2 separate regions of the Homo sapiens genome follow, and region 2 is linked to region 1. Evidence: read pairs that join two places in POLR2A ChIA-PET (ENCODE). Cell type or tissue: PC-3. All regions are shown on one strand. Links, peaks and the distances in the headings refer to the core of each region. The heading gives the core; the rest is flanking DNA. Region 1 overlaps MIPOL1 (mirror-image polydactyly 1). Region 2 overlaps FOXA1 (forkhead box A1).

What was found. Peaks named below come from ENCODE experiments on the same cell type or tissue, not always from the same donor. Only the 100,000 strongest peaks of a DNase experiment are listed, where the experiment ranks them.
Region 2: POLR2A ChIA-PET joins it to region 1 with 15 read pairs; 2 of 35 experiments call an interaction of 5 or more read pairs at or near these places.

Annotation. Positions count from the first base shown.
Region 1 is chr14:37,200,439-37,205,818 of GRCh38, forward strand. The region is part of intron 1 of MIPOL1 (mirror-image polydactyly 1); the gene reads left to right. Among named protein-coding and RNA genes, the nearest start is that of MIPOL1, 5.2 kb to the left of the region's middle. In PC-3, for the core only: no CTCF peak of the experiment used is centred there; DNase peaks (open chromatin) are centred at 2,033 and 2,553; H3K4me3 peaks cover 1,244 bases; H3K27ac peaks cover 2,150 bases.
Region 2 is chr14:37,585,543-37,590,922 of GRCh38, forward strand. FOXA1 (forkhead box A1) reads right to left here. Exons shown (of 2, transcript NM_004496.5): 2 at 4,010-5,380. Among named protein-coding and RNA genes, the nearest start is that of FOXA1, 7.0 kb to the right of the region's middle. RefSeq lists an enhancer at 2,357-3,197. In PC-3, for the core only: no CTCF peak of the experiment used is centred there; DNase peaks (open chromatin) are centred at 489, 2,759, 3,189, 3,939 and 1 weaker place; H3K4me3 peaks cover 5,000 bases; H3K27ac peaks cover 5,000 bases.

The DNA of each region.
Region 1 (5,380 bases), core at 144-5,143:
AGACTCCACCAAGAGGGTGTGAGGGGAAAACTTTTATAAGGTGTTTATGGAAACAGAAAATATTTGATTGGTAACAGTGGAATGTCTCTAGTTAGAAGTTGTTTGGTGGTTTCTGATTGATTAAACTCAAGTTTAGTTTTACTGTTTACATTGAGTTGGGTTTTGGTTTGTTTACATAGGAACCCAAAGTGCTGGAGCTGTCTCAACCTAATGGTTTCCCAGTTAGTTTTTTTTTTTTTTTTTTTTTTTAACACAGTCCTCTGGCTGGATTTGAGTTGTGGGCCATAGCGTACTAACCCCTGCTCTATTGAAAAATGTTTGTTCAATTTTTTGCCAATTGGTTGGATGTGAAATCAGTAACTGAGATGGGCTATATTAGAGAAATATAGATCCATAATACTATATCTATCTATGTGTGTGTGTGTGTGTGTGTGTGTGTGTGTGTGTGTGTGTGTGTGTGTATTTTTTTTTTTTTTTTTTTTGAGACAAGGTGTACCTCTGTCACCCAGGCTGGAGTGCAGTGGGGTGATCTCGGTTCACTGCAGCCTCTGCCTCCTGGGCTGAAGTGATCCTCTCACCTCGGCTTCCCAAGTAGCTAGGGTTACAGGCACACACCAACATGCCCAGGCTAATTTTAATATTTTTTTGTGGAGATGGGGTTTTGCCATGTTGCCCAGGCTGGTTTTAAACTCCTGAGCTCAAGTGATCCTCCTTCCCCAGCCTCCCTAAATGCTGGGATTACAGGCACAAGCCACCACACCTGGCCAGTATTGTAAAGCAGCATGTGTTATAGTGTTTTGGTGTTGGATTTCAGATCTCTAAACATACTTTATTTGGTTTACCAGTTTTACCTTAAGACTAATTAGAGGCCAGTTTGATTCTTGTCTGAATTGTTTTTACTTCTCCCACTTTCTTCTCACCCTGTAAATCTGAAGAACAAAAGACAGGTAAGAAGTGAGAAAAGAAAGAAGAGACAGTCTTTCTTTGATATTATTTAAAAGGCTAGGAAAGAAAAGGATGAATGTCTAGACAGTTCTGGATATTTTGAGTAAAAATATGTAAAAATATATAATATAGTTATTGTAATATTTTAAGGTGCATTTTGTCCTTTGAGCTGTTCCATCTTGGGTTTTCTGACATTTTTATCTAGTGATTGAGTACACTCATGATATAGGACGTAATAGCCATTGACTTGGGCCGTGAAGCTCAACTGTGACACCTCTTCCCAGGATGGAGGCCCTTTCTTCCTTAAATGTCTCTTTGGGCTGCCCAGTTCATCTTTTACTCTTGGCCCCCTGCCTTTTGCTCAGTATTGCCCAAAATTTTACTTTAATACCATTCAGCCCACCATCCATGTTAACATTTTTAGCTAACACTTTCTAGGTATTTGTTGTTGTTCTTGTTGTTGCTTTTAGAAACAGGATCTTGCTCTGTCACTCAGGCTGGAGTACAGTGGTGCAATCATAGCTCACTGTAACCTTGACCTGGGGTCAAGCTGTCTTCCCTGCTGCAACCTCCCAAGTAGATAGGACTGCAGGTGCTCAACATCACACCTAGCTATTTTGTTTTCTGTTTTTGTTGAGACAGAGTCTACCTTTGTTGTCCGGTCTAGTATCCAACCCCTGGCCTCAGGTCCTCCTGCCTCGACCTCCCAAAGTGCCAGGATTACAGGCATTAGCCACTGCACCAGCCCATTTCTTGTTTTTAAGTAATTTATAGAAGTGAATTTAGTGCACATTTAGATATATGCTAATACTAATGAAGGGTGTGAGGGTAATTTCATCAGTGTGATCCTTCTTTGATATGTATAATTGTTTTTTTTAGTCTTACTTGATTGTTATGCAGATAGATTTAAGAGGGGCCTCACCTTCCACTATCAATTCATTGCAGTTAAGTAAGCTTTTCTCATATAGAAATTCTGGATCCAGTACATACTGCATTTCATTACACACACACACACACACACACAAACACACACACAATGACTAATGTAAATACCTTCCTGCTTTATAAGTCCCACACAAAGCAATTGTGTTCATATGCGTGTTTTTCATGGCACTCCTTGAATCAGCTTGGAGTCACTACAAATTATTATGGGTAATAAAGGGCATGTGCCAGTAGGAGGGATTCTCAGACAAGGGAGTCCCCTCCCTCCAGGGCTTCAGACTTCATAAGGGAGCAAATAGGGAATTTATGTGGCACAAATATTTAATTTGTACGATCATCCTTAGGTGATGCTTTCATATTAGTAAGGATGTATTTGTGAGTCCAATTGTAGTCATTAGCTTCTGACCGTACCTTCTCCCCTGCATATTGCCTGCACTACATTGCCATTGTTGACTTCTGGGACAATTTTCCAGGATTTCATTACTAACAAACCTTGCCTTTTCTGGTTGCAGTTTTTAGATACTTTATTTAGGTTACATTTAATCTTGTTTACCATATTTAGGGTGACTGTGTGTTCAAGGTGAATGTATTTGTCTATTGCTTATTTGTTGCTTTTATAATTTATTTCCAGCAAATCTTATTACTAGTACGTCCAGCTACCTGGGACTGGGGATGGGCAGATGACTCACTTCCACTTGCAACTTCACGTACCATCTAGAGATGGCTTTAGGGTTGATGAGAGAAAAAGAGATAATGCACAAGATTAATCAATTGTAGCTGCTTTTGTCAGCATTGTATTATTATTCTCTCTATTGAATTTATTAGATTTTGAGACTATCATAAAGAGAAGATAGAACTGTTTTAGAGCATTAATTACAAAAACAGTTTACTATAGTGGAAAGAGCACTGGGCATAAGAGCAAAATAAGTGTGGCTCACTACCTGTTTGTTTTAACTTTTCCTGGAACTCAGCTTTCTTTTGTGAAATGAGGCCTTTTGATGAAGTATCTCTAATCTCTGGTAATCTTTTTCAAAAGACTGCCAAGAGACCGTAGGGGTCATTTAGGCTACCTTCTCAGTTTAGTCACATAGTTACTAGAACCTATTTTTGTTCTGGTTTTTATTCCAGTTGCTTTTTCCATTATACTACCTGTGATAGGGAGCCTTCTAAAATGACCTTGGTATTCACTCTTGTGTAGTTCCTTCCTCTTGAGGGTGAACTAGACCTAGAGGCTCACTTCTACTAGAATATGGCAAAAATGGTGTGATGTCACTTCTCAGATTAGATTACAAAATCTATGACTTCCCTTTTTGCTGGCACTCTGTTGCTCACTCACCTTGAGGAAGTCAGCTGTCATGTTGTGAACTGACCTGTGAAAAGGCCCACCTGTCAAGGAACTGAAGGGGACCTCCAGCCAGTAAGGAACTGAGGTTCTCAGTCTAAAAAACCTCAGGCATTTGTTTATTTATTTATTTGAGATGAAGTCTCACTCTGCCGCCCAGGCTGGAAAGCAGTGGTGCGATCTTGGCTCACTGCAACCTCCGCCTCCCGGGTTCAAGCAATTCTCCTGCCTCAGCCTCCCAAGTAGCTGGGACTGCAGGCACATGCCACCACGCCCAGCTAATTTTTTATATTTTTAGTAGCGACAGGGTTTCACCACGTTAGCCAGGATGGTCTTGATCTCCTGACCACGTGGTCCGCCCACCTTGGCCTCTCAAAGTGCTGGGATTACAGACGTGAGCCACTGCGCCCAGCCCCCTCAGGGATATTAATCCTGCCAACGACCACCGAGAGAGTTTGGAAGCAGATCCTCTCCCTGTTGAACATTGAGATGACTGCACCCCTGGCTGACACTTCGATTCCAGCCTTTTGAGAGACCCTGGGCTGGAGGACTTAGCCAAGCAACACTCAATTTCTGATTTTTAGCAACTGTGAGATTGCAAATGTGTATTGTTTTAAGCTGTTGAATTTGGGTTTAATGTGTTAAGTAGTGAGATTGCAAATGTGTATTGTTTTAAGCTGTTGAATTTGGGTTTAATGTGTTAAGTAGTGATATAGTTTGCCTGTGTCCCCACGCAAATCTCATCTTGAATTGTAGCTGCCATAATTCCTTCATGTTGTGGGAGGGATCCAGTGGGAGATAATTGAATCATGGGTGGTTTCTCTCATACCGTTCTCATGGTAGTGAATAAGTCCATGAGATGTGATGGTTTTATAAGGGGAAACCCCTTTTGCTTGGCTTTCATTCTTTTTTGCTGCCGCCATGTGAGATGTGCCTTTCACCTTTCACGATGATTGTGAGGCCTCCCAAGCCACGTGGAACTGCGAGCCCATTAAACCTCTTTCTTTTGTAAATTGCCTGGTCTCAAGTATGTCTTTATTAGCAGCGTGAAAACGGACTAACACAGTAAACAGACTAACACAGTAAATGGACTAATACAGTAGAGTGGGGTGCTGCTGAAAAGATACCTGAAAATGTGGAAGTGACTTTGAAACTGGGTAACAAGCAGAGGCTGGAATAGTTTGGAGGGCTCAGAAGAAGACAGGAAAATGTGGGAAAGTTTGGAACTTCCTGGAGACTTATTGAATGGCTTTGCCCAAAATGCTGATAGTGATATGGACAATAAAATCTAGGCTGAGGTGGTCTCAGATAGAAATGAGGAACTTGTTGAGAACTGTAGCAAAAGCAAAGAGACTGGCGGCATTTTGCTCCTGCCCCAGAGATTTGTCGAACTTTGAACTTGAGAGAGATGATTTAAGATATCTGATGGAATAAGTTTTTTGTTTTTTTTTTTGAGACGGAGTTTTGCTTTTATTGTCCAGGCTGGGGTGCAGTGACACGATCTCAGTTCACTGCAACCTCCACCTCTGGGTTCAAGTGATTCTCCTGCTTCAGCCTCCTGAGTAGCTGGGATTACAGGCATGCACTACCACGCCCAGCTAATTTTTTGTATTTTTAGTAGAGACAGGATTTCATCATGTTGGCCAGGCTGGTCTGGAACTCCTGACCTCAGGTGATCCACCCACCTCGGCCTCCCAAAGTGCAGGGATTACAGGTATAAGCCACTGCACCCAGCCAGTGGAAGAAATTTTTAAGCAACAAAGCTTTCAAGAGGTGACATGGCTGCTGTTAAAACACATTCAGTTTTTTTTTTTTAATACCTTAAGTTCTAGGGTACATGTACACAAAGTGCAGGTTTGATACATAGGTATATACATGTGCCATGTTGGTTTGCTGCATCCATCAACTCATCATTTACATTGGGTGTTTCTCCAAATGCTGTCCCCCGCCAGCTCCCCATCCCCCAACAGGCCCTGGTGTGTGATGTTGCCTACCCTGTGTCCAAGTGATCTCATTGTTCAGTTCCCACCTATGAGTGAGAACTTGCGGTGTTTGGTTTTCTGTCCTTGTGATAGTTTGCTCAGAATGATGGTTTCCAGCTTCATCCATGTCCCTGCAAAGGACATGATCTCATGCTTTTTTATGGCTGCA
Region 2 (5,380 bases), core at 381-5,380, 390 kb after region 1:
GACTAGGAGGGCGCCTACTTCCTCCCTGGTGCATAATGGGCCCTTAAAATTAAATATACAAAGGATACAAACCGCCGCAGAGCTCCTTAAAGTCTTTTCATTAAATTGTTTGTGTTTTAAAACAATCTTTGGCGTAAGAGAGAGAAACCAGAAAACTGACCCGGGATATGAGCAGGCAAGCAAAAGAATAACAAATGTACTCCTTTTTAAAAGTGTGTGTGTGTTGGGGGGGGGGGCGGGGGGATTGGCTAAGGAGGTTTCCAATTTAATTCATTGTTCCCAATTTGCAGGCAATAGCAATGCTTTGGGGGGAATTTCCAGGTTGTTTTTTTCCTTGGTTTCAGAAATTAAATAAAGAGAAAAGAAAAAGCCCCTGATGTGTAATCTTGAAGGGGAGTTGAGAGACGTAAAAAGTTAAACCAAGGCAACCTCACACTTAAATTCTGAGTCAGGCCTGCCGTTGGTGTCACTGGCCTGGTTCTTGATTTCGCCAGTGACTTGACCCGCATTCCACCTGGATTCTGATGTATTCGAGCACGATTCTACTTAAGCCCTTTCCTTCCTGGATTTTGAGGGAGAATATCTTGCCTCTGTCCTTTAGGTTGACTGGAACATAGAGAACCCCAAAAGATCACGGAGTGGCACCCAGAAAAAGGAGGGCTCCTTATTTCCCGGGACTGCAAGGGGGAGGAGTGCTCACTCTCACCATGTGCTTTGCTCTTACACTGTAGTCACAGCTAACATAATTGGAGAAATAAGGAAGTTAAATAGAAAAAGAAAGGTGGCAAGTGAGGATTTCCCCCTTGTCAGGTGTTTTAAAATGTTTATAACAGGAAAATTCATGCATTTTACAAGTTAAAATTGAATGGCATGGGTATTTTCCAGCCCCAGATTGCTTGGTAAAATGATGGTGGAGAACAAAAAGGTGAGGGCTGCAGTCCTAGCTGGCCAAAGTTCAAAGAACCATGCTGGGCTGGGGCTAAAAGAAAAACCAATGGAATTATTATGCCCCCAAACTTAGCTATTTGGAAGAAAAAACACAAGATTTAAGGTAATCTGTTGTTAAATGTTATTTGGATACACTAACATCGTGCATGAAAATAAAACTTGTGTAAGTGGCTACTTTAAGAAACGCTTTACCTTTCCAAATCAATTCTATTTATAAACAGGAAGATTGTGAAATATTCATGTTTTTTTCATTTCATTTTCTTACATTCTTACTCTCATGAGAATCTATTGATTCTAACGATTCTTTCAGTTTGAGAAAATTTTGTTTTTAAATTTCAGCATAATTTGATTACCTATTTAGTTCTAGATATCTTTAAAACAATCATCTTTTTGCATATAACTATCTTGGAGTAATTAGGCATGCTCTTAACTCCATTTAGTTGCAAAACACACTTTATTACAATTCAAATAAACAATTGGTATTTAATTTTTGAAGGCAAAATATTTCCTACAAAGGTATAAAATGTCTACTAACTTATTTAAGCTATTTTATTTTTCAACGAATTTTTTCCTGTTGACATTGAGGGATCACATTAAAATACATTATAGCTAAATGTTCTACAATATTACTGCTAAATCAACAGAAAACCAATTGATCTTGAGGAAAGGTTAATTAATTTGGGTGACAGGTCTTCTACTTTGGCCAGCATTGGAAGGAATTTGTATTGATCTCGGCAGTTTTTTGCAAAGAAACTTAAGCATGTTTGTGGAATTGAGACCAATTTTTTAAAATGCCAAAACAAGGGCTTACATTTTTATCACTTCAGGACTTCTTTTCTGTTATGGCTCGTTCAAATCTGTTAGACTTCTAAGAAATATAATGTTTTTATGCTTTCAGTGAAATCAATTAGGTATCTAGCCTTCAGAAAATGAAAACAGAGGTTGGGAGCTTTACTAGGATCTTGTTTGTTTTAATCCCTCCTTCCCTAATAATTCTCATCAGTTTATCCTGTATGAGGGGGATCACAAAGGGACAATGGAAATTAAATTTTGCCTTTGATGTAAACACTGTATTAGCCATCATGTAGAAAATGGACGGAACTGCCTTCTACTTCCGAACACCTGTGAGTTGTTTAGTTTTTGCTGAATAGAACTGGTGAGCTTTTCTTCTTCCCTATCTTTGGTTCTGTTTTTGTCACCTTAAAAATGTTTCATACCTGCCCTTCCTAAATGCAAGGTGAGAGTAACAATTGCAGCTCCCCTCCCCTGTCCTATGCTCACTCCCAAAACATTTGTTTTTTTCTTTTTTGTAAAAATGTTTGCTCGGTAGCGTTGGTGGGTCCGAGCGCCACCGGAGCTGTACACTTGGGTCAGGAGGAAGGCTTTCCCTCCTCGCCCCTCTTCGCCCCCTCCCTCCCCTCCCCGGGGACCCCTCCCCCATCTCGGGCGAAATTCCTAAGACCAGCGAGCAGGAGCACCGCGGCGGGACGGTCAGCAGCCCCTTTCCGGCCCTGGTCTTCGGGAGCTGGCGAGGTGAAGAAATGTGGAAACACCCAGACGAAAAGGGGATGGGGTGGGGGTCGCAGGAAGGCGGCGCCCTCAGGCAGGGTCTCCGCACTCCCTCGGAACCACAGATGTTTTCTTCCTGACCCAGGGGCGCGGCGCCCCAGCCCGGGCGCCCGGGTGTTTGTGTGTCCGGGTTTCCGAGGAAGGGATTACGCAGCGGGAGCAGCCGCGGCAACGCGGGCCGCCGGGGCCGCAGGAGCCGTAACGAGGCGGCTGGCCTTCTTTGTTGACTTTTAGGTCCCGGGCTCAACAGGAGATTTATTCGCTAGGAAGGGAAAATGCCCAAACAATGAAGAACTATCTGCACTTGTCACCTCGAGACGCTTGCTGTCCTGCTCTGTCCGCCTTCCCTGGCAACCAGCTGTCCTGGCCGCCAACCCGCGCGCGTCCTAACGCGCGGGTGGCAGGTCGCATCACCCAGAGGTGGCGGAGTGTGCGGTCTGAGAACTGCGAGAAGCCCACAAAGCAGGGGCTGGGCCTGCAGGCTCCCCGCGGTCCAGCTCCCGAGGCAGGTCTCCAAAGTGCCCCCGTCCCCCGCATAACTAGAAAATGTCTCCGGCAAGTAACAGAGCGAGAGCTAAGGCCAACTTAAGCTTGGTGGGGTGAAGGCAAGGCGCTGATGTTTCTAATACGTTGAAAAGGAGAAAGGGAACATCACAGAGAGGACAGCACAGAAGTTAAACATCTTAGATTCAGTGGGGGCGGGATTCCGAGGCCCAAGCCCACGCCTTTATATTACATTTGGAAGCTGAATTTGTTTACCTTATGTAAATAAGAGTAACTGTTGGGATTGGAAGCTTTTTCCTCTCTTTGGGACTTTGATGTCCTTCCGAGGTCTCCAAATTAGGGTTTGAAATTATTCAAACCAGTAATTTCCCTCCCCTCCTCCTTTCATTAACTGAAGTGAGTGGGGGTTTGGGATTTCTGGATTTTTTCAAGTGCTACATGGCACCCTTTCTCTCATCTGGGGAGGCAATTACGCGATAATTAAGCGACTCACACGGCTCTTTTTATCTTGTCCGCGGTGTGGAGTGGGGCGATCAAAGTAAAGGCTGTCCAAGTTCAAGCCCTGGTGAGGATGGAGTTCATACACAAGGGCTCAGGCAGGCAGGCCTCTGCTTGAGCTGGTGTTGTTATTGTTGATGTCAATCCGAACAAGACTTACAAAGAAATAGGTGGACTGGAAAGTGAGCCTGCTATCAAAGGAGATTAATGATTTTGTGATCCCAAGCAACTATGGAGTGTGAAGTTGCATTTAAAAGCTCCTTAGAAGGAAACAAATTATCAACTTTAAGTTCTTAGGAACGACATTTTTGAATCAAAATTTAAAACAATCTTCACAAAATGCAAAATAGCGGCTACCCTAAAATGTCCTGTCGGTACAACGCTTCCCCTGCGAGAGTGAATTAACTCCCCTCCTCCCACCTCCTCCAGAGCTACCCTGATGGCTAAGTTTCGTTTCTCTTTTAATGAGAAGAGAGTTCATGAGTCTCCGTTGGACACAACTTAATTCTATCAGCCACAGCTGATATTTTATTTTCATTGGAAGAATTCTCAGATAAAGAAAAGTGATACATTGGGGAAGGAGGAAAGGTAGTTAAATTAATATTTGATTTTGTAGTGAAAAGGCTCAAAGGAAACACAGAAGGCTTAAGCCGGTGTCAAAAAAAAAAAAAAAAATGAAGTAAACATCACTGGGAATAAAGAATCTTAAAAATCTCAACTCTTGGAATATTAAATCAACTTATACACTTTACTTGAATTTCTTTCACTCCTTTTTACTAGCTACACATTCATTATAACAACAGACAAAACAATTTTATTTTCATTTTTGTCATTTATATTCAGTTCTAGAATTTGAAAAATATCGTATTCAGAAATATTCACTTCGGATTTAGTTAAGTGAAAAAAAATAACAGAAATGCTCTTTTGTTAACATTTGATTTATTTAAAGTCCTTAACTGCAAATGATCAAGAACATTTTCCACGGCTTAAAATCTGGTATTATTTTTGTTATTTAAATCAAAATATTTTTAATTACAATCACATTGATAAAAATTAACAATTTAATTTGTAATTTTAACCATCATTTAAAGCAATTTCAGCTGTAAAGAAAAAGAATAAACCATGCAATAAATTAACATTGAGAAAGCAAAGAGAAATAATAATGAAACCCGTCTGGCTATACTAACACCATGTCCAACTGTGGAAAGTGCATAACACTGGATGAAACAAGCACACGATGGCAATGATTAAAATGGCCACTATCAATAGGATTTTTGAATCTTGGACCACGTTTTGAAATCCAGCTCCCTATAACTTATCTCTCCTCCAACATTGTAATATTCCCTTTTACTGAAAAAAAAATTCTTTAAATGGTATACACTCATAGAAACTAATTTTATGTGTTATGTGACCTCAGAATGACATGACCATGGCACTCTGCAAAGCAAGAAGCAGAGTTCTTGAGGGCAATTCCTGAGGAATTGATTCCCAGGGCCATCTGTGGGTAGAGAGGACAAAGGGGTTGGGGTCCTTGTAACTTTCGGTCAAGCAACTCTTGAGAATGTATCATGTATATCACCTATCTATTACCTCTATATGTTATGTAAATATACGGAGGATGTCTACACATCTGAGCATGTGCATAATTAAGTCCATACACAATATACATGTATTTCATTTAAAGACATCTGCTATCTGCATGTATCAGAAATGTAAACTGAGAAGCAAATGGCTCTGATGTTTATAATCTGTTTATGTCTTGCTATATAACAGCAGTATTGTCTTTCAATACTTTTAAGAGCCTCTAGTGTATACTTGTTTCTTCACCATTTCAATTCTTATGGTTAAGAGTATTGCCACA